3 separate regions of the Homo sapiens genome follow, and all the other regions are linked to region 3. A link is a loop called in an ENCODE intact Hi-C map of the cell type or tissue named here. Cell type or tissue: B cell. All regions are shown on one strand.

What was found. Peaks named below come from ENCODE experiments on the same cell type or tissue, not always from the same donor. Only the 100,000 strongest peaks of a DNase experiment are listed, where the experiment ranks them.
Region 1: it touches region 3 in a loop (5-fold over the local background); 12 of 110 quality-filtered maps call a loop at or near these places.
Region 2: it touches region 3 in a loop (4-fold over the local background); 41 of 110 quality-filtered maps call a loop at or near these places.

The regions. Positions count from the first base shown.
Region 1 is chr2:37,165,283-37,173,282 of GRCh38, reverse strand. It overlaps SULT6B1 (sulfotransferase family 6B member 1), which reads left to right. Exons shown (of 7, transcript NM_001367551.1): 6 at 1,693-1,849; 7 at 5,218-5,463. The coding sequence ends at 5,348. Among named protein-coding and RNA genes, the nearest start is that of EIF2AK2, 12 kb to the right of the region's middle. In B cell, CTCF peaks have their summits at 4,459 and 4,665 (motif pointing left); a DNase peak (open chromatin) is centred at 4,712.
Region 2 is chr2:37,887,622-37,895,621 of GRCh38, reverse strand. No RefSeq gene overlaps it. Among named protein-coding and RNA genes, the nearest start is that of PIRAT1, 16 kb to the right of the region's middle. In B cell, CTCF peaks have their summits at 4,302 and 4,503 (motif pointing right); DNase peaks (open chromatin) are centred at 2,671 and 4,501; H3K4me3 peaks cover 614 bases; H3K27ac peaks cover 1,937 bases.
Region 3 is chr2:37,385,798-37,393,797 of GRCh38, reverse strand. No RefSeq gene overlaps it. Among named protein-coding and RNA genes, the nearest start is that of QPCT, 45 kb to the right of the region's middle. RefSeq lists an enhancer at 3,505-3,694. In B cell, no CTCF peak of the experiment used is centred here; a DNase peak (open chromatin) is centred at 3,197; H3K4me3 peaks cover 488 bases; H3K27ac peaks cover 2,490 bases.

The sequences.
Region 1 (8,000 bases), 220 kb after region 3:
GGTAGGAAGGAAAGCAGAATCCTGTGGAGAAAGCATGTTAAAGAGAAGGGAGTATCAAGTGCTCCTTAACTTAATTGGGTTTCTAACACCAGTCTTACATTACATTCTTATAAAAAGAAAGTGTGGTTTAGGCCAGGCATGGTGGCTCACGCCTGTAATCCCAGCACTTTGAGAGGCCGAGGCAGGTGGATCACCTGAGGTCGGGAGTTCGAGACAAGCCTGACCAACACAGTGAAACCCCGTCTCTACTAAAAATACAAAAATTAGCTGGGTGTGGTGGTGCGTGCCTGTAATCCCAACTACTCAGGAGGCTGAGGCAGGAGACTCACTTGAACCCAGGAGGTGGAGGTTGCAGTGAGCTGATATTGTGCCATTGCACTCCAGCGTGGGCCACAGAGCAAGACTCCATCTCAAAAAACAAACAAACGAAAAACCAAAAACAAACAAACAAACAAACAAGCAAATGTATGGTTTAGGCCAGGCACGGCGGCTCACGCCTGTAATCCTAGCACTTTGGGAGGCCAAGGCGGGTGGATCACTTGAGGTCAGGAGTTCGAGACCAGCCTGGCCAACATGGTGAAACCCTGTTTCTACTAAAAATACAAAAATTAGCCAGGCGTGGTGGCACACACCTCTAATCCCAGCTACTCAGGAGGCTGAGGCAGGAGAATTGCTGGAACCCTGGAGGTGGAGGTTGCAGTGAGCCGAGATCATGCCACTGTGCTCCACCCTGGACAACAAGAGAGAAACTCCGTCTCAAAAAAAAAAAGTGAGATTTAATCGACCCTTTCTGTTTATAGGATGCATGTATATAATATGAAAGAACATATTAATTCTAGTTTAGAATAATGTTTCTGAAACTTGTGCACCATAGAATACAAGTGTTGCCCCAGCTGTTAATAAATATTTCTTGAGGTTTGGGAGGAGGTTATTCAAATAGATTTAGGAACTGCTGTATTCTATAGCCTGCTCTCTTGGAGATTCACATTATGCACTGGTCTATTAAAGACTCTGAGAGCAGCCTGGGCAACATGGCGAAACCCTGTCTCTACAAAAATACAAGAATTAGCCAGATGTGGTGGCACACACCTGTTGTCCCAGCTATTCAGAAGGCTGAGGTGTGAGGATTGCTGGAGCCCAGGAAGTCCAGGCTGCAGTGAGCCGTGATTGTGCCCTTGCACCACTCTAGTCTGGGCAGCAGAGAAAGACCCTGTCTAAAAAAAAAAAAAAAATTCTTCAAGTTTTTATGATTCTAAAAATTAGACTTTCTTAATGGAATTAAACATTAGCTATAAATAGAATTCAGAAAAAAAGAGAATTCAAATGAGCACATAGGAATACATTAATTTCTTCAGCTGGTCTAAGTTGGTACTTTTTAATGCAATGATATCATCCTAGATAAAATTATAACCTGTGAATTAATGTTACTGTCATTATTTACATGCTAAAAACTATTATCTGGTAAGTTCAACAAGAGTCATAAATTGAAACTACAAAGTATAATCAATACAGAATATCTTACAGAGATATCTCAATATTTACATAAGAAGATGAAAGTACTCTAAGTTTAAAGTGGGGGATGAGATGAACTAGGGAGTTAGGCTGAATAACTCTGATGACTAAAAAGTCTGTCTCAGCTCAGAGAACAATTTCCATAGGAAGAAATTTATCTTTAAGAAAATTTTTTTACAGAATCTGGCTGCTGGAATAAAACAGATTGCTGAGTTCTTGGGATTCTTTCTAACTGGGGAGCAAATTCAAACTATCTCAGTCCAGAGCACCTTCCAAGCCATGCGTGCGAAGTCTCAGGACACACACGGTGCTGTCGGCCCATTCCTTTTCCGCAAAGGTAAAGTCGCATTGGTTTCTGGGATTGTTATCAGTTAGGGACTGACTTTGCACACAACAGGTAATCCAAATAACTTCATCTTAAGTCAGATAGGGTTTTATTTTTCTCCGCCTCAGTAAGAGGTCTGGACACAGGCTCTCCAGAGCTGTAACTGGCAGCCCCATACCATCTTTTTTGGTTTATTTGTTTGTTTTGAGACGGAGTCTCGCTCTGTTGCCCAGGCTGGAGTGCAGTGGCTCAATCTCAGCTCACTGCAACCTCCGCCTCCTGGGTTCAAGCGATTCTCCTGCCTCAGCCTCCCGAGTAGCTGGGACTAACAGGCGCGTGCCACCACACCCAGTTAATTTTTTTGTATTTTTAGTAAAGGCAGGGTTTTACCATGTTGGCCAGGATGGTCTTGATCTCCTGAACTTGTGATCCGCCCGCCTTGGCCTCCCGAAGTGCTGGGATTACAGGCGTGAGCCACCGCGCCCGGCCGCCCCATACCATCTTTTAGGGTCCTTTCTGCGGTTGAGAGTCCTTTCTGATGATCACCTTCTGAAAACAAGATAGCAGCTGAAGCTCAACTATTATGTTCAAATTCAGATAGGAGATAGTGAGTGGGCAAGGGGCAGAATCGTATTAGCTGAGTGAGCCCCCTTTAAATAACTTTCCTGGAAGCCCCATCAGTGAGTTTTTTTTTTTTTTTTTTTTTTTGAGACAGAATCTTGCTGTGTTGCCCAGGCTGGAATGCAGTGGCACAATCTTGGCTCACTGCAACCTCTGCTTCCTGGGTTCAAGAGATTCTTGTGTGCGCCACCACGCCTGGCTAATTTTTTTGTATTTTTAATAGAGACAGGGTTTTGCCATATTGGCCAGGCTGGTCTCAAACTCCTCTCCCAAAGTGCTGGATTACAGGCGTGAGCCACTGCACCTGGCCAATGACTCCTTTTTTTCCTCTCTCTTATTTATTTTATATATTTTTTTTGAGACAGAGTCTTGCTCTGTCGCCCAGGCTGGAGTGTGGTAGTGCGATCTCGGCTCACGGCAACCTCCGCCTCACAGGTTCAAGTGATTCTCCTGCCTCAGCCTCCTGAGTAGCTGGGATTACAGGTACCCATTACCACACCCAGATAATTATTGTATTTTTAGTAGAGATGGGGTTTCACCATGTTGGCCAGACTGGTCTTGAACTCCTGACCTCAGGTGATCCACCCATTCTCGGCCTCCCAATGTGCTGGGATTACAGGCGTGAGCCACCACACCTGGCCAATGACTTCTTACATTTCATTGGCCACTTTCCTTGCAGTGGTGGCTGGGAAATGTGACTTTTTTAAGCCAGGCATATTACTACACAATTAAAATCAGGGTTTTGTCCATAAGGAAGAGGAAGAAAATGACTATGGGAAAGGCAACTAGCTCTCTCTGACATGGATGATAGTTACTATATTTCATTAAAGTATTCTAAGTTCTTGTGGAAATGTGTGATAATATAGCTTAAGGATTGCCAGTGTTATTTTTCATTGAGTATATAATGAAATAATGAGATGTAGAGGTAGCACATATACCAGCAAGGACAACAACAGCTAACAGCAGGCATCTATCATGTATTAAACATTTTGTTGGGATTAAATTTTATTGTAAAAAACACTGAAGTTCTAAGGCCGGACATGGTGGCTCATGCCTGTAATCCCAGCACTTTGGGAGGCCGAGGCAGGTGGATCATGAGATCAGGAGTTCAAGACCAGCCTGGCGAAGATGGTGAAACCCTGTCTCTACCAAAAATATAAAAATTAGCTCGGGCTGGACGTGGTGGCGGGCGCCTGTAATTCCAGCTACTTGGGAGGCTGAGTCAGAGAACTGCTTGAACCTGGGAGGTGGAGGTTGCAGTGAGCCAAGATTGCACCACTGCACTCCAGCCTGGGTGACAGAGCCAGACTCTGTCTCAAACAAAAACAAAAACAAAAACAAGAAAACAAAAACAAACAAACCAAAAAACCCACTGAAGTTCTTAATTTTCTAAATGTAGGAATCAAAGCTCAGGAATATTAATTTTCCATTGTCACATAGCTAATAAACAGTGGAGTCAGGATGTGAGCCTAGACATGACTCTACTGTACTTTTTCAAATGAAAATCCATTTTTAAAATCTACTGTAAGCGGAACATTGAATGTAAACCTAACTTTGGTTAGATTCTTGACTAACCCCCATTTTTATGGCTTGTTTAATCAGCTTTCAGGAGGTAGGAAATAGAACCTTTCTATCTATTGTTAATTAAGTGTTATTTAGAATAGGACAATTCTAAGGTAAATAAAGTAATAGTTTTAAAAACGTATGATATTCCCTGTAGAAAATTCATAAAGCATAGAAAAATGTGAAAAAGTATTAAAATTATCCAAATTTCTTCCACCAGAGGTAGGTTTAACTTTCTGGCATATTTTCTTCCACCCTTATTCTGTGACGTTTTATATAGCTGATGACATTTGTAAACAGTTTTGTGTTTTCTTTTATTCCCTTAATATATTGTAAGCGTTTCTTCATGTCATTAAACTCTTTATTAACGTACATTTCAACAGCTATGCAATATGGAACTTACAACTTCAACCTAAATGATCAAAAGATCTTTAAGAAAAAAGTAACTTTCTTTACTGGTAACAGCCAGTAAGAAAAAACATCCCAAACTCAGGCAAAATAATACATTTTTGCAAAATTATCAGTATCTGAGGTCTTAACGAAAACTTGCTATAAAATGTTAACTTTCAAAGGGTATTTAAAGTCTTTAAGAGACTTTACAGAGAAAAATATCATTCTCAAAAAGTGGAATTTTAAGTTCTAGGTGTTTGGAGAGGAATAGGGTTAGGGTATCACTGAGGCTGATGGCTCCCCCTAGTGATGTAAAGAAAACATGTCACCTCCCACACCACAGATGGTGGAGTCCCAATGGATATTGTTAATTTTACAACAGAAATCACATTAGGTTTTAAGAGTGTAAAACTTTTGGCTGGGCGCAGTAGCTCACGCCTGTACCTAGCACTTTGGGAGGCCGAGGCTGGCGGATCACCTGAGGTCAGGAGTTCGAGACAAGCCTGGCCAGCATTGCGAAACCCCATCTCTACTAAAAATACATTAGCCGGGTGTGGTGGCGGGCGCCGGTAATCCCAGCTACTCGGTAGGCTAAGGCAGGGAGAATTGCTTGAAGATCGCACCACGGCACTCCAGCCTGGGCAACAGAGCGAGACACCGTCTGAAAAAAACTAAATAAAGAGTGTAAAGCTTTTTTCCATGTGTCCATTTTAACATATCAGAGTGAAATATTGCACTGAAAATGGTAAAATCATGAAGAAATATTCTAACAGATATCTGGGTCTACTGTTTTTTGTGTGTTGTAGGTGAAGTTGGTGATTGGAAAAATTTGTTCAGTGAAATTCAGAACCAGGAAATGGATGAAAAATTCAAAGAGTGCTTAGCAGGCACCTCCCTCGGAGCAAAGTTGAAGTATGAATCATATTGCCAGGGTTGATTCCAGTCAATTCAGCAGGCCTAGATTTATTTTCCTTAATAATAATTAAGTGTAAATAATTAAATGATAATTCAATCAAATAATCAAATAATAATTAAACAATATTGAAATCTAAATAATACAATACAAAATAATAATACAATTTAATAATAATGATAACATCGGACATTTTTGAGCACAAATATAAGTTTGTTCACTTTTTCAAGAAAGGATATTTCAGCAGTCCCAAAGGGACACTATTATTAATACATCACACTGGAGTTTTAACTTATTTTGTGCTCTAGGTTCACGTAAGAGGGTAAGGAGATACTATCAGAGACATACCTAAAGCTGTGTTTGGCCATAGATGACACAGGCCTCCAAATGGTGCACAATTTTCTGTACTTTGCTCGTAATATAACTCCTTTCTTACTATGGATAAAAGCACTTGGGGTGGCTATCTCAGACAATGTTGGGGGAGAGTTAATTCCAACTCTGCAATAAATTCCATTCTAATTTGGTTCAAGAAAAATGCATTGCTAATCTGCTCCATGTATGCCATTGCAGTAGGCCTTAGGAAGGCCCCTTCTCAAGGGACCTTATATTTCTACTTAATATGACCTTTAATTCAAAGCTAAAGGTAAGAGATTGTGTTATTTTACCGTAAAGACTTTTTCTTTTTCTTTTTCTTTTTTTTTGAGACAAAGTCTCACTCTGTCACCCAGGCTGGGGTGCAGTGGCGCAATCTCGGCTCACTGCAACCTCCACCTCCCAGGTTCAAGTGATTATCCTGCCTCGGCCTCCTGAGTAGCTGGGTTTACAGGCACGCACCACCACGCCTGGCTAATTTTTGTATTTTTAGTAGAGGCAGGGTTTCTCCCATGTTGGCCAGGATGGTCTTGACCTCCTGACCTCAGGTGATCCACTTGCCTTGGCCTCCCAAAGTGTTGGGATTATAGGCATGAGCCACGACGCCCGGCCCATCAAGACTTTTTCTACCACAGAGCCTCAAGTAGGCATGTGGAACTAACAAGACAGAAAATGTTCTAAAAAGAAAGAATCCTGGCTGGGCGAGGTGGCTCATGCCTGTATCCCAGCACTTTGGGAGGCTGAGGCGGGCAGATCACTTGACATCAGGAGTTCAAGACCAGCCTGGCAAATATGGGGAAATCCCATCTCTACTAAAAATACAAAAACTAGCTGGATGTGGTGGTGTGCACCTGTAATCCCAGCTACTGGGGAGACTGAGACAGGAGAATCGTTTAAACTCAGGAGGCAGAGGTTGCAGTGAGCTGAGATCATGCCACTGCACTCCAGCCTGGGCAACAGAGCAAGACTTTGTCAAAAAAAAAAAGGGAGGAAGGAAGGAGGGGAGAAAAAAGAAAGAAAGAAAGAGAGAGAGAGAGGAAGGAAGGAAGGGAGGGAGGGAGGGAGGAAGGAAGGGAGGGAGGGAGGGAGGAAGGAAGGGAGGGAGGAAGGGAGAAAGAGAGAGAAAGAGGGAAAGAGAGAGAGGAAGGAAGGAAGGAAGGAGAGAAAATGCTAAATAAAAGGTTAATATCTAGAGTATATAAAGAACAACTAATATCAATAGATGAAATAAAATATAGCCTAATAGGAAAAAAAAAATGTAGACAGGTGCTGTGGCTCATGCCTGTAATCTCAGTGCTTTGGGAGGCTGAGGAGGGAGAATCACTTAAGGCCAGGAGTTCAAGACCAGCTGGAGCAACATAGGAAGACCTCATCTCTACCAAAAAAAAAAAAAAAAAAAATTAACCAGGCATGGCGGTGTGTGCCCATAGTACCAGCTACTCAGGAGACTGAGGCAGGAGGATTGCATGTGCCCAGGAGGTTGAGGCTGCAGTGAGCCATGATTGTATCACTGCACTCTAGCCTGGGCAACAAAGACCTTGTCTCTTAAAAAAAAGTGTAAAGGATATAGACAGGTAATTTATAGAAGAGGACATCCAAATGGTAAATAAATAGATAATGAGAAAAATGTACTAATTAGGAAAATTGAACAACAGTCAGAGGAATACTGGGATCTCTGAGAAGGAGTAAACAAGTGAGTTGATCCCTACACCTTCCTGAACGTGCTATCTATAGGCAGTTTCCAAGCTGCAGTACAGGGAAAAGGAACATCATACAAAAGTCTCATAAAATTGGAGTTGGATATTGGGAGTCAGGCAGGCTGAGGAGGCTAGATTTTCAGAGCACATTGCTGGGGAAAAGAGCACTGTATGTTAAAAATTTAACATAGCAAGAACCTCAGAGATCTGCAGAGGGAATCTTTCTAATCTTTAACTGAGTGCAGATATGTGTATGCATGGAATAAAACTTTACAAAGACAGTGTAAAGTCCCATCAAGACAAGGAAAGGATTACTGGAAAGCAGTGAGCCAAAGAATTTTCCTGGACCTCATTCAGAGGTGGAAATAGTTTGTGTTCCCATCAGTCAAAGTGGAGAGACTAATACCCAGGGCATTGGGTAGATTTCCCAGAATGTTCAGACCTTAGAAGTAGGGCTAAATTAGCCCTAGCCCTGCTGTAACAAAAGCAAGCCTAGAATGCATTGAAATGAACTCAAGTAACTTAATTGCTTACCAGTTTGAAAAAAAAAAATGCTAGATAAAATGTCCAACATTTAAAAAATGAATTTAAAAAAATAAAGCCCCAA
Region 2 (8,000 bases), 500 kb before region 3:
ATCTCTGTTGGGTAAGGGCTCAGTCAAATCTGGGACTCTTCCCCTGCCTGCTCACTTTCTCTGCTGTTCCTGGGGGTGTGCTAAGCTCTTAAGCTCTTGGGGAGGCTCATCCACCATGTGGCCATGCTCTGTTCCCATTTACTTCCCATGATAGGAGTTTGTTTCTGGCTTCCAGCCCTCACCTTCGCCTCTGTCTTTGGGTTCATGCTCTGGCTTTTGCTACAGATGTCTGTGGTCATTTCCACGGCCTTTAGTTTCAAGGTCTAGCATTTTGTTCCTTTTTTGGCCCAACCACAAGCTTTCTCTGGTCTCTGGCCCTCTTAGCACTTCTGCTTCCCTAGCTCCCAACTCCATCCTGGAGGGTTTCAGGAGCTCTTGCTTGCTTTTCTACCTAGGCGACTACTGAGAACCATCTGAGATGGACAAGCCTATTTGTAAAAATAATGGTGACACAGTTAGGCATAAATATCTAACAAGAAACTACCTGCCCACTGGCTCTTGCAAAATCCCTAATTTACTTTGACAAAGTTGCGTGAAAGTTGTGATCTTGATAGAAGAAAATAAGAAACAAGTATTGCTTCTAACAGTTCAAATACTGCTCTGGGAAAGCAGGAAGAATTGGATTCTCTTTTCTTAGACAAGGGAACAGAATGTCAAAGATAATATAGTGTTGCCTTGGGAAAAAATGTTGGCTTTCAGGGTTTTTCCCTTCTGGGAGTCTGAGTGGCCTTTGAGGATTTGATACTAGGGGCTGAGCCAGTGTTGATTCCTGTACCAGCGAGCTTTGTGTATAACACATGCAGCTTCTAAAATGAAGAGCTGCCAATTACTAACCACCCCACACTGAATCAGTGCCATCGGGGCCTGCTCGGTGTGTGGGCTGTGTATCTAAACTGCAGTTTCTAGTTGTTTTTTTTTTGTCTTGTTTTTCATTTTTTAAATGGAAATAAAAAGCTGACAGATACAGTTTCATTACAATTTTCAAATGCTCTTTCGTACCAGTTAAAGGAGAGTTTTGAATGGTGATGGGCTACATGTTTACATACACACAATTTTGAAAGTTAAAATGTCAGTTAAAAGGAGTTTTGCATGGATACAAAGTTATCCAGTATGGGGGTGGCATTGAGGGTTGTTTTCTCCTTGGGCTGTCTTGATGGAGGAAAGCTGGTTGGAAAGGCTGAGTTGCTGTTTTGGCCTCTGACAGTGATTTACTTTGTAACCTCAAGTAAGTCATCCTCTGGTATCTGAGTTTTAGATAAGTCAAGAACCTACCCTTGAAGTGGTATCGAGGGATAAATCAGACTGTCTGAATGACTGGACTGGAGCTTCTCAGAAGCGCAGTGCAAATCTGAGTTTCTAGTGTGCGGGCGAACCTGATGTTGAAACATCGGAGCTGGAAGAGGGCTCTTACCCATCCAGCCCAGCTTTCGCATTTGGCAGATGAGGAACCCAGGGAGGGGAAAATGACTTACAAAGATCACGTAGCCAATGAGTGTGGAGCTGGGGCCATAATCCAGTCCTTATGTGATTACTGTGAAGTTATCCTTTTCCCCCAACATCTACTTATGAATAAAGAGTTTATTAAGTGGTTAACTGCAAGGCAAGATTGCTCACAGTACTCTCAATGACACTCCAGGCTCAATGGCCTAGAGGACATAGAACAGAAGGAGGATTTAAGGAAACTTCTCCAATAAATCAGGCAAAATTTGCTTTGAGTGTGAATTCTAATCAATGCCATCATTTGTAGGAATGGGCCATGTCAGCAGCCCAGGGGTTGCTAACTTCAAGTAGGAGGTAGCCTTACGCAGATACTTGACTTGGGAGGACAGGAGGAAGAAAGCATTGAATAAACAAAGCAGGACTGAGGGTAGGAGTAGAGGCCTTCTAGGGATGCTGAACTTGTGCACAGAGAACTTCCTAACAGAGCACTACCTGCCTCTTCCTCCTACCCACCCCTGGGTTGCTTTTATAGGGGAGGAAAGCAAATCTTGTCCCTCTAGCCATCTTAGGTTCTCCCACTGAGGCCCTGTATATTAGACTAACAAAAAAGCACCTTCACCAGAGAAACACAAACAGAAGTTTATTAGCATGTGTCACACATACACATGGAGGTACCTAGAGATGAGTAACTCAAAGGGATTGTTAGAACTTGGGCTTATATAACATCTTAACAAAAAAACCCAATACTTTTGTAGAGAATTAACAAGAGAAAGGAAAAGCACTCTGGACTTCATGGGGTAGCAAGTTGTGGGAAGATAAATGGGAAACTCATGGACGGTAAGGGCTGGTTGGTCAAGTTTGTTCCTCTGGTCTAGTGTGTGGGATATAGGATCTACGGTTGTCTCAGGGGACCAAGAACTGTCCTGCCCTTCCTGGAAGAAAAAAGGAGAGCAGAGTTTTTCTTCTGTCCACTTCTTAATTATCATCAGCTCAGAATAATCCTTACGTCTGTTAAAGCAAACTAAATATGGCCTGAGAAGGACTCTGTACTTCTATATTTGAGTCCTTGTGGATGAACTGCAACCTAGCTTAACTGGTAGACGAGACTGAAAACCTAACTAGGAGTATGCACCTGTAACAGTCACTGAGTCTTGGCCAATCCCAGCAGCCATACTTCAACCACTCATACACTGCTGAGTGTTCAACTTGTGTTCAAATAAGGCAAACGCCAAGCTGTAGCTAGTCAGGCTGTTTCTCACTTCCTATTTCTATATGTCACTTTACTTTTTTTTTGTCTATAAATTTGTTCTGACCACAAGGCACTCCTGGAGTCTCTCTGAGTTGGCTGCCCAATTTGTGAATTGTTCATTGCTCAATTAAACTCCCTTAAATTTAATTCTGCTGAAGTGGTTTTTTTTTTTTTTTTAACACGCCAAAGTGGCATATTTTGGGGTGGCATAATCTGCCACACCCTTCCTTCCTCCTGAAGAGTTTCTTTGAGGAATTCAACCACTACATTTGAAGCATGCAACTATGGCAAACCTAATTAGAAAAAGTTGTGCTGATTCAGGAAGCCCCAGTCCCCGACTGAGTGACAGTAGATAGATGTGGGTAAAACAGTATCTTATTCTTGGCAGCTGAAAGTAAGTGAGAGGAAAGGGGTGGTGGAGGAGAGGAAGCCAGCAGGAGAATAGAAGAGAAAGTGGAGTGCACGCTCCTGACTGAGCAGGTCCCGTAGTCGACTTGATTGACAGGATGAGACTGAGGAGAGGCAGTGTGATCTCTGGGCGGGAGGTCAGAGCCTCTAGGCCAGAATCATGGTGGAGTTCGAAGAAGAAGAATGAAGTTTGAATGAAGTCCAACTTCATTCCCTAGAGAATTCCCAGGGACCTGGCTGTTCAGAAAGGAGCCTTGGGCAACCGATGGTGCCAGGGCTCCAGATGATTCCACCCCTGAGATAGAGTCCTTTGAGTCCTACAAAGTCTGGACTTCATAACGAATAATGACGGTGTCTGTTAAGTGCTTCCTAGTTATGAAATGTGATAAGCATTTTAAAAATGCAGTGTCTCATTTGATAATCACAACAATCTGTGAGTTAAATATCATTAGCCCATTTTACAGATGAGGGAGTTGAGGTTTAGAGATGTAAAAATAAGTGGCCCAAGCCCACCCAACATATAAGCAAACAGAGATTCCAATGAAATTATCATTCCAAATTCATATTTTTAATCATTATACTGCACTGCCTTCCCTTGGGTGGGTTATGACTTTCTGGGGAGGAGCCTTTCTGGAGGTCAGTAGCCACATGTTATAGCAGGGTCTAAATTTAGGATTCACACGGCGTCTGAGCTGCGGACAGAGGTAAGGCGAGTGAGTGGGGACTCTACATACTTGGAATCTGCCCCTGAGACCTGGTCTAGGCTCTTCTTTGAGTGATACCAATTGCCTGTTTTGTTTTTTTTTCTCTGAGTAAACCTGACCATTTCAAGCTCATTGTCAGGATTAGAAACCCTGACAGATCGAGGAAGAGAAAGCGAAATGGAATAGAAAGGAGAATGGGGGTGAGAAAGCAGTAGGTACTGAGTGTGTCCAACTGGGTCCTGGTCTTAAGCGTTCATCTGTCTCACAACAGCCCTGGTGTTGTGGAATCGAAGGACAGAATAAGATCGTCCAGCAGAGACCAGGACCAGAGATCTGGTTAGACCATACATATTTGTTTAGGCAGAAATGAAGACCAGATAATGTAGGGAAGGTGTGTGTGCATGACAGGTGTGGGTGGGAAGGCGAACCCAGAGAAAGGGGATCCCTGTGGGTGGTGGGGACCAAGCACACGAGGGTTTGGAGCAGCCAGGAGGGGTCTATGGATCCATAGGACTTCAACAAAAATAACAGACAAGCTAGTGGGTTCTAGGTGTCATGTTTTGGCATCTAGCTCAACTATGCAGGTCCTCGGAGCCACCACAAAATCCAGACAGACCCCTGATCCCAGAACACATTCTGTCTACTCCCTGGCGCTTGGCTGTCAGACTCTGCCCAGTTTGGGTAGAAAAACCGGCCACAAGAGGGCAGTAGGAAGCCACCGACGCTGGCGGATCTGCAGAGGGCTGGGTGCTCTGGGATGGACCAATAGGTTCAGATAGAAAATGACCTGGGAAAAAATGACCACAGCACCCCTGAGTGCCCCTGGACACTGCTGCCTCAGCCCCACCCTGGACATTCTGATTCTGTAGCCTGGGTAGGGGCTGGCAGTCTGAATTTTTAACACACAGCCCATGTGATATGGGAACTGCTCCCCCCAAGTATGCAGAATCTTCCATTGCACTTCCTTAAACCAAGATGACAAATAGGATTATTAGGAGAATAATATCTGTTAAAATGTTTTATTGGGAACATAGATAATATGACAGTGCATATATAAAATATATGCACATTTCAAAGAAGAATAAACACTGTGAATAGCTGTGCAAACACCTCTTAGGTTAAAAAACAGAATGTCACCAGCATCCCTGTGCACCCCTCCCATCTCATATCCCTTCCTCTCCCCATAGGTAACCTTGAGACTCTCCCATGTGGATTCACGTGTGTGAAGATAAGTGCCTTGTATGAACAACTTACGTACTCTTATCTCTTATATTGATGGACATTTAGGTTTTTCGGTTTTTTGTTTGTTTCTTTTTTCCTGTTAGGGACAATGTTGCTATGGACAGTCTTGCACCTGGAGAATTTTTCAAGAGATTTTCTAGGGTATATACGTAGGAGTAGAATTGCTGGGGTTTTGTGTATGCATGGTAAGCATTTGATCACATCAATATTAGGGAGATTTTGTTTGTTTATTTGTTTGTTTTTGAGACAAGGTCTCACTTTGTTGCCCAGGCTGGAGTGCAGTGGCATGATCATAGCTCACTGCAGCCTCCACCTCCCAGGCTCAATCAATCCTGTCACCTCAGCTTCCCGCATAGCTGGGACTACAGACATGTGCCACCACACCCGGCTAATTTTTGCTTTTTTTTTTTTTTTTTTTGTAGAGATGGGGTTTCCCTATGTTGCCTAGGCTGGTCTTGAACTCCTGGACTCAAGTGATCCTCCAGTCTGAGCCTCCCAAAATGCTGGAATTATAGGCATGAGCCACTGCACCTGGCTGGGACTTTTTAAAGAGAGTGAAAAGGCAAGCCACACACTGGGATAAGATCTTTGTAATATGTATAATTGATAAAGGACTAATATCCAGAGTATATAAAGAACTATAAACCAATTTTTTAAAAGACAGATAGCCCAGAAGGAAAATGGGCCAAAGTTGCAAGCACTTCACAAACAAGAAAATCCAGAAGGTCACTAAAAGTATTAAAAGATGCCCAACTTCACTGGTTATCAGGGAAATGCAAATTAAAGCCACAAGGAGATATCAACACATAACTTACAGATTGGTCAAAATTAAGAATTAGTCAATATCAAGTATTGTTGAGGCTATGGAATAATAGAAAACTCTCAGTCATTGCAAAATAAATTGATATAATCACTTTGAGAAACACTGATATCATCTAGCTAATCCTCTGTGGGAGCACAGGTTGGAGAATGCAATTGAATCTGGGAAGCCAAATGTTAAGTGCTGATGTGGCTCTGTGAAGGGAGTTTGCCCAGAGGTCTAAGGAAAGCTGTTGCCTTGGTGTGGCCATGGTCTCTGTGGGTTCACAGCCAAGCACCTGCAGGGAGGCCTGGGGTGCTGTGGGTCAGCAGGACCAGCAGTCTGGAAGCAGAGCGAGGCACAGAGGCGGACAGTGAAGTCGGCCTGGACCCTGTGGGGCATCTTATCTCATCACAAAGCGCTCCAGAGAGGAATGGCTCCTGCTTCACTCTCACTTCCCCAATCTCATCTAAATTCTTCTGGCCAACTCTAACAGAACATACAGGAAAGAGGGTTCTGGGCGATATAGTTTCCATCTGTATAAGTTTTCTATTATTGCTGTAACAAAACACAGACTTAGTGGCTTAAAAATGCAAATGTATCACTTTGGGAGGCTGAGGCGGGCGGATCACGAGGTCAGAAGTTCGAGACCAGTCTGGCCAACATAGTGAAACCCTGTCTCTTCTAAAAATACAAAAATACAAAAAAAAAAAAATTAGCCAGGTGTGGTGGTGTGCGCCTATAATCCCAGCTACTTCGGAGGCTGAGGCAGGAGAATCGTGTGAACCCGGGAGGCGGAGGTTGCAGGGAGCCAAGAACACACCATGGCACTCCAGCCCAGGAGAGGCAGTGTGAGACTCTGTTTCAAAAAAAAAAAAAAAAAAAAAAGCAAATGTATTAGCTTTTACAGTTCTGGAAATCAGAAGTCCAAAATGAGCTTCATTGGGCCAAAATCAAGGTATTGGCAGGGTTGGCCTCCATCTGGAGACTCTAGGGGAGAATCTATTTCCTTGCTTTTTCCATCTTGTAGAGACTGACTACATTCTTGGTTCAAGCCCCCTTCCTCCACCTGCAAAGTGCATTGGCTTCTGTTTCTGTGGTCACATCCACTTTCTGATTCTGATCCTCCTGGTTCTCTACCATAAGGACCCTTGTGATGATATCAAGCCCATCTGGATAATCCAGGATATCTCATCATCTCAAAATCCTTAACTTAATCACATCTGCTAAATCCCTGTTGCCGTGGAAGGTAACATAGTTCCAGGTTCCAGGGATTTGAATGTGGGTGTGTTTGGGGCTGTTCTCCAGCCTAGCACATTGTCAGACCAAGTTGACAACAGCACAGTCCCGCCATCTTCCCCCATCACATGGGAGCTTTTCTCCCGGAATGTTTTTCAGTTTGCTCACATAGATTCTCACACAATGTATAGTCTCCTCTTTTGAAGGGCAGGTTTCGTTGGCAATTTAGAGATGCTGTGGTTCATACAATATTTCTGGACTTTCTTTGCTCTCTCAGCTCCTGCTGCTGTCTCATGTTTTGGTTCACCCACCCATATTCTGGAGTTGTGAGAATTCCTTTTCACCCAGTTTTGTTGAAAGTGACCTCAATGTTCTTTCATCATTCTAGTTTCTATGTCTGTTTGATTATGATTTGGGGGGATTACATGCAATTATACCACTTCCAAATTATTGACATCTGAATGATCTCTATTCTTGCCATAGTTTTGAACCAATGGATGGAGCAGCATTGTTTATATTAAAATTGGAAAATAGGTGCTACAGTAAAGATTAATGAAGGTTTTCAAAAGACCATTTCTGGCTGGGCACAGTGGCTCATACCTGCAATCTCAGCATTTTGGGAGGTTGAGGTGGGTGGTTCGCTTGAGTCCAGGAGTTCAAGATGAGCCTGGCAACATGGCAAAACCCCATCTCTTTAAAAAATACAAAAATTAGCTGAGCATGGTGGCACACATCTGTAGTCCCAGCTACTCGGGAGGCTGAGGTAGGAGGATTGCTTAAGCCTGGGAGGTCGAGGCTGCAATGAACCAATATCATGCCACTTCACTCCAGCGTGGGTGACAGAGCAAGATCCTGTCTAAAAAAAAAAAACAACGCAAAACCAAAACAACAACACAAACAAACAAACAAAAACCCCTTC
Region 3 (8,000 bases):
GTTTAGCTCACTCCAGCTCTCTTCTCACTCCAGCTGCAATTCTATGAACAAAGCATTTCCCCCTAAAACCTTTCACTTTTCCTATCATTTTTTATGTCCACATAAAAGAAGAAAAACAGAATCAAGTATCCATTCCCCTTTGCATCATGAAATATGATGTAGCCTCCCAATAACCAAGGCAAGGTAAAAGAGAATAATCTAGAGGTCATGCCTGTTCACTGGGTCTAACTAATAGGATGCCTGATTTTTCTTTTAATCAGATTGGCTTATTCTCAATGACCATGAAACAGACCCCAGAGGACATGTGGATTGACAATTTTCTGGCCTACAGTGTTATCTCCAGTTACAACCTAAAATCTCTCTGGTCCTCAACCATAACAAGCTACAACTTAAACTCTGGTGCTCTGTGGACACTTGCCCACCTTTCATTTGCCCTCTCTTTTGAGACTATCCCTGATTCCATTGCTATTTATCCACTCATTTAACAAACTCACCATTGCCAGCCTCTGTTCAAATAAGCAAAACAAAAATCCCTGCCTTTGTGGCACTTATATTTCAATGGGAAAGTCAAATAATATAAAACAAACATTTTTGGGGAAACAGGGTCTCACTCTGACGCCCAGGCTGGAGTGCAGTGGCGTGATCATAGCTTGCTGTAGCCTCGAACTCCTGGGCTCAAGCAATCCTCTCAGCTCAGCCTCCTGAGTAGCTGGGACTACAGGTACACACCACCACACCTGGCTTTATTTTATTTTATTTTATTTTATTTATTTATTTTTTTTAGTAGAGACGAGATCTCACTATGTCGCCCAGGCCGATCTTGAACTCCTGGGCTCAAGTGATCCTCCTACCTCAGCCTCCCAAAGTGCTGAGATGACAGGTATAAGCCAACAAGCCCAGACAAAAAGCAAACATATTAAATAGGTAAATTTTACCATATGTTAGAGGGTGATACAGAAATAAGTAGAACAGAGTAAAAAATCTCAAGATTAAAACTTTAAACTGAGGGGAGGGATCAAGCAAGACATCGTTGAAAAATTACAGTTCAGCAAGGAATGGAATAATATTTTTTTAAAAAATAGCCATGCAGGTATGTGGGGAGAAAATATTCCAGGCAGAGAGAACAGCCTGTGCAAAGGTCCTGAGGTAGGATTAAGACTAACATGTTCAAGAAACAGCAAGTAGGCCACTGTGGCTAAGGAAGAGTGAGCAATGGAGGAGACTAGTCAAAGATGAAGTCAGAATGGTGCTCAAGGACAGATCACAGAGGACCAATCAGACCACTGTAAGGGCATTTATTCTGAATGAGATAAGGAATTATTGCAGGGCTTTGAGTAGAGGAGTGACATGACGGGACCTAATTCCTTAAAGAACCGCTCTTCCTGCTGCATGAAGAATAGACTGAAGGGGGCAAGGGTAGAACCAGGAAGCCTTGATAAGAGGCTGTTAAAGTTATCAAGGTAAGAGATAATGGTGGCTTGGACCCAGTGCAGCAGCAATGGGGGTGGTAGAAGGTGATTGGATTCTGGATGTATTTGGAAGATAGACCTGGCCAGGCTACCTTCTGACTGGGTGTGGGATGTGAAATAGAAGAATCAAGAATGACTCCAAGGCCAGGCATGGTGGCTCACACCTATAATCCCAGGACTTTGGGAGGCCGAGGTGGGTGGATCACTTGAGGTCAGAAGTTCGATACCAGCCTCGCCAACATGGCAAAACCCTGTCTCTACGAAGCATACAAAAATTAGCCGGGCTTGGTGGCACACCCCTGTAATCCCAACTACTAGGGAGGCTGAGACAGGAGAATTGCTTGAATCCAGGGAGCGGAGGTTGCAGTGAGCCGTGATTGCACCACTGCACTCCAGCCTGAGCAACAGAGCGAGATTATGTCTCAATAAAAAGAATGACTCCTATGTTTTGGGCTACAGGAAGGTTGGAGCTACTGCCATCCAACAATGTCTGAAGCAGATTTGTGGGGAGGAGACCAGGAGTTCAGTGGGAACTTGCTGAATCTGACCTTCAAGTAGAACTGTTCAGTAGGCCGTTGTACATACAAGTCTAGAAAACATTTGAGAGCTCCAGGAGTTGCCAACATATACATGGTATTTAAAGACTTGAAGCTGGATGAGGTCAACAATGGACTGAGATGGAGAAATGAAGAGGAACAAGAACTGAGTCTTAGAGCCTTTCAAACTTGACAAGTCTGAAGATGAAGAGGAATCAGCAAAAGACACTGGAAAATAGCCACCAGGGTGTTGGAGGAAAATCCCATACAATTCTAATTTCAGTGGGCACACAGGACAGAACATTCTATTCTCGAATCTTCTTTGGTTCCCTGAACCAATGTAAACAAATTCCATACTTCTGAGTGCTTTTTTCTTTATACCTGATGCCCAACCATTTCAAGCCCTCTCCCTGGGTTTCCTGTATAGCTCTGGTAACAGCCAGAGCCACAGCCGCGACATCATGAAAAGCTCAGATGGGCAGCCTCTTTCCTGCTTTGATACATCCCATGTCCAGAGGAAGAACTGTGGATCTAAACAGAACCCACAGATGGTGGCCTACCTAACACTATCAAAACACAGAAAGAATGAATGCTCAAACAAGCTCCCCGTCAGGGTGTTGTGCTGCTTTCAGGAGCCCAGCAGCATGTAGAAGATGATGTGCAGAACTCGAGGAAGAGGATAGATAGACTTGAGGACCCAGAGCATCCTACAACTTGAGACATGTAGCCCACTACCTCTATGAGGATCCTGCCCTATATCCTTGTGGACCATGTGCTGAAGTTGCCCTTAGGAGGAAGCAATGTCTAGGAATTAACTTCTGAGGTTCTGAGAACACAGAAATATCTTCAAAGCTTCATCTTTACAATTGGATTTACATACTGACTCATGTTTGAAATTCTGCCATTATCAGAGTTTAATCACTTGATTTTAAAATGTTTCTAATCAACTCTGCTGTTCCTTATTCTCAGCTCAAAATGGGAACATAGAGTTTGATAGAGAGGAACCGGGAGAAGAGAGAAGGCATGGGATGATGAGGAGGGAGAAAGTCCCCTCCACTTCTGCCTCACCTCCCAGGAAGGAAACTAGTCCATAACAGGGAGGCAGGAAATGTAACCTCCCACCTGGAGTTTCCCCTGTTGACAGATGGGGGAGGAAGTCATGGGGATGAGTCAGAAACTCTTTGAGGGAGGCTTTGCTTGAGAGCTGCCTATGCAAATTGTCTTGGGCTTCCTTTTCTGCCACAGAGGAAACAGACTAAACCTAAAGGCTTTGCTGGTACACAGAAGCCAAAAGGAGATCAAGTGTGACTATTCCGAGGTCAGGTTTCTCGCTCGATGCCTGAAGGAGGTTCAACACCCCCTCCTTCCTCTGCCTACTCCTTCTGGCCTTCTGCCCTCCACCCAATTCTCTGTCTCACCCACAAATCCTACCCAATGCAGAAAAGTACTCCATACTGTGGTTCTTCATTTCTCTTTATTTCATAACCATATTTCTCATCTCTCTTCCCTGGGACTTCCTCAAATGTCCTTCTTTTGAAGGAGAGAGATGAGGAGGAGGCAAGAGGCATACCTAGGGAATTCCCTGGAGTTCAACTGAAACTTGTTGCAGTTCTGTTTCTAAGTCACCATTTCCCTGAGGGCAGCACTTTCAGAACCTACTGGCAACTGAAGTCTAGATCCCCACTCTGAAGCTCAGAGCCTCCCTTTGGCGGGCCTTGGGAAAGGAGGACAGGCACAGACAGCTTACACCCAGCATCTGGCTCCTGGCTGTGAGCTTGGATCTCTCCCTGCATCTGTTCCCTCGGTGCCTAATTCCAGCCCTGTGGGTAGATTTGGTCTTCAATAGCTGTCTGGTGCTTCAAGCTTTGTTTGTCTAGCTAGAAGCTTCAATTCTTGGTTTTTTGTTTTTTTTTTTTACTTCAAATAACCAGGTACTCCATAATACTTGGAGTGTTCATCTGAAAACTCAAAATGAGTCACTTCGATTTGAAACAGAGATACAGGATTAGCATAATAGAGTGAAAAGGCATGAGACTGGGTGCAAATCCCAAAACCTGACTTCTGGCCCAATCTTCATTATTGTATAAACTTGAACAAGTTGCTAAAGCTCTCTGTATCTGAGTTTGCCCCATCTCCTCCAGGATGAAGCAGGGCAGGCCTTGAATGAGGACAGGGGCCCTGAGAGCTGGAGCTGGGAGGTGTAGATGCTCATGGCAGCCAGTAGAGCCAAGAGGCAGAGGGCAAACCAGGTTCTTAGAGAACACAAAAGGCCCAGACCAAGGATACCAAATCTCTCACCACAATCAAGAGTAAAAGCCAGGAGATACACTGTTACATTTTATATAGGGTAGTTGGAGAAGGCCTGTGATAAAGGGACATTTGAGGCAAGTCCTGAAGCCAGAGAAATAGAAGCTGGATCAGTTCTTGAATATTTGTTTAATCACCAAGTATGTATTAAACCTCTGACACACACAAATATCTCCAAGTTGCTGGGAATACAATGATGAAAAACATAGACATAGTCCTTGCCCTCATGAAACCTACAATTTGATCATGAAAACAGGCTGCCCCCCACCCATAGTAAAACAATATTGTAATGACAAGTTGTGATAAGAAAAAAGAAAGAAATGAGTAGAGTGCTGAGATAGAAATATACAGGGAAGGACCTATTCTGGATAAGAGGATGTGAGGAACAGCCTCTGTGAGAAGGCCAAGAAAGAGACAGCAATGTAAATCGGGACTAAAGGAGAATCCCATGTGGAGGATAAGGATGTCCAGAAGCCTCCCTATGGCAGGGGACTGCTTAGTAAGTTCAAGGAACAAAAGAGGGCAATGGCATTTTAGGCCAGAGAGGGAGGGAAAGAGTGGTAGAATGTTGAGTTTCTGGGCCAGGCACGGTGGCTCACGCCTAGAATCCCAGCACTCTGGGAGGCTGAAGCAGGTGGATCACCTGAGGTCAGGAGTTTGAGACCAGCCTGCCCAACATGGTGAAACCCTGTCTCTACAAAAAATACAAAAAAAAAAATTAGCCCGGCATGATGTTGGGCGCCTGTAATCCCAGCTATTCAGGAGGCTGAGACAGGAGAATTGCTTGAACCCAGGTGGTGGAGGTTGAAGTGAGCCGAGATTGCACCACTGCACTCCAGCCTGGGCAACAGAGTGAGACTCTGTCTCAAAAAAAAAAAAAAAAAAAAAGATTGTTGAGTTTCTGAGTGGGGAGGGCCTTGTAGGCCATAGTAAGCCATAGTTAAGGAGTTCATATTAATTCTCAGTGCAGTGAAAAACCATCACAGGGTTTTATGCAGCATAGCAATGAGACCTGATTAATGTGTTTAAAACATTTCTCTGACTGTTGCATGAAGTCTAGAATGAAGCAGGGTGGAATGCTGCAGGGAGTCCAATTGGGAGGCTGTTGCATATCACAGGTGAGAGAGGAGGAAGCAGAAGCAAGATCAAGAGCAGATTCAAAGCAAGAGGTACCAAAGGATTGCCACAGATGAGTGGGACTTACCAGGTGACTTACAAGTGAACCATCCTGGCTTCAGTGAATCATCCTGGCTTAAGGTCCAGGATTAGGAAAGACAAGTTTCCTCATCATGAAGTTCATTCAACAAGTATTTAACATGCATCTACCATGTTCCAAGTACTAGGCCGGTCATTGAGGATACAGCAGTAAACGAAACAAACTCCCTACTCTTCTTCTGGGCTCACATTCTAGAGAGGAGAGAGAGATAACACACAAATAAACAGATAACAGTCCCCTAGAAATCAGAGCCTGAAACAAAAGCTCATGGCTTAGACTTTATGAGAGAAGGTGCAATTTAGGGGGAGTAAAAGTGAAGGAAAGTAGGAAGTGAGACAGGAAAGGAAGAATGGCAAATACAAGGGATGTGTTACCAAGATGGCCAGCTTTGCCACAAATACAGCTTGTTTCTCCATCTCCATCTCTTCCAGAGAGGTCAAATAAAATCACTGCATGTCAAAACAATCCACTGGAGGGAGGAAGGGTAAGCAATTAACCCTCGGTCTCTTCCTATCTCCTGCTTTCCATTGATTTGTCTACTGTGCAGGACATTAACTGTATGTATTTCTGGGTTGTGTCACTGGCCCCCAGGGCAGCTGCTGGGGAAGCCAGAGCTTCCCTGGATTCAGTTGAGTCAGACCTCAGTGTTGCAGCTGCTGCAGCTCCTACCAAACATAAGTCTAACCCTCATCTCTGGGGAAAGAAGAAGCAATGTGTAGCGTTAGGGGATGAAGTGATTGATGGTGGTGGCTTTACAGCGTAAGTTGTCACTAAGACCTCTCCAGGATGGAAAATGGGCAAGTCCAGGGGACAGGATGAAGGGGATCAGGGAAGGCCCCTCCAATTAAGTATTAGTTGAGCAAAACCTCAGATGAAATGTGGGCACATCCGACGCAAATATCTAGGGGAAAGCATTCCAGGCAGAGGAGCAAGCACATAGAAAGGCAGTGATTCAGGACTGTGCTCAGCTTGTTTGGGAAAAGCCAGGAGGCCAGTGTGGCCAGGAGAGGTGATGTAGGAAGAGAGCCATAGGAGGAGGGACCAGAAAGATGGAGGAGCCTGGTCATATGGAACCTTGTCAGCCATAGAAATGACACTGGATCCTATTCTGAGAGAAAGGAAAAGCCATTTCAGAGCTGTAATATGACCTGATTGCAATTTTTTTTTTTTTGAGACAGAATTTCACTGTGTTGCCCAGGCTGAAGTGCAGTGGTGTGATCTCAGCTCACTGCAACCTCTGCCTCCTGGGTTCAAGTAATTCTCCTGCCTCAGCCTCCTGAGTAGCTGGAATTACAGGTGGAACAACCATGCCCAGCTAATTTTTGCATTTTTAGTAGAGACGGGTTTTGCCATGTTGGCCAGGCTGGTCTCCAACTCCTGACCTCAGGTGATCAGCCCACCTATGCATCCCAAAGTGCTGGGATTACAGGCATGAGCCATCACACCCAGCCCCTGATTCCAATTTAAAAGGATCGTTCTAGTCCCTGTGATAGGAGACTACAGAAGCAAGGTGGAGCAGGGGGACCCAGGAAGAGATGATGGTGACTTGACCCAGAGGGGGAGCACTGCTCAAAGGGGACAGACCTGGGGTACAAAGGAGAGCCTATAGAACTTGATAATGTCCAGAGCTGAGAAAGAAGAGTCAGTACCTGGCTTAAAAAGTGTCCATGTACTAATGTAGGAAGAAGAAGGTTCGGGAGGATGCACGGAACTGTGAGTTCAGTTTTGCATTTCCTCATTTGAAGTGTCTTTGGGACACCCCAGTGGAGATGTTTGGAGTTTTGGGAGAGATTGAGACTGGAGATACTAATTTGGAAGTTATCTACACATAATCTTCAAACCATGGGGCTAGATGTGATCAGCTGGGGAGTGAGTATAGCTGGAGAAGAGGTCCAAGAACTAAGCTCCAGAATATTCTGATTTTTAAGAGTCAGAAAGACAAAAAAAGACACAGCAAGGGAGACAGAAGGAGAGACTAGAAAGGTAGGAGAACCAGGTGAAAGTGGTAACCTAGAACCCAAGGATTGACTGATCCACCAAGTCATTGCCTCTGAGAACTGAGTAAAAAGAGACTGGAGATTAGATCGGAGCTCCAAGCTAAGGTCTGCAGAGCACCAGCTTACAGGGAGGTGCTGAAGAGTCCCGGCTGCAGTGCGTCAGGGTGAGTGTGCTGGGGGGTTTGGATAAGGTTTCACCAATAAAGTTCTAGGCCACTCTCCTACCTTCAACCAGATCTGCACTGCTTTTATCTTTGGGGTTTTCGTGTGAGATATCCTTCAAAGAAAGGACTTTACTACTTAAAATACAAAAACGTTGAAAACTGTTGGAGTACATTCTACCACTGGGAAAGAGGCAAAAACGTGGACAGGGACCGTCCGTGCAGTGCAGCCCCAAGGAGAATCTAAAGCTGAGGGTGAAAACCATAGAGTAAATCAAGCTTGTCCAACCCGCAGCCCACCGGTGGCATGCGAC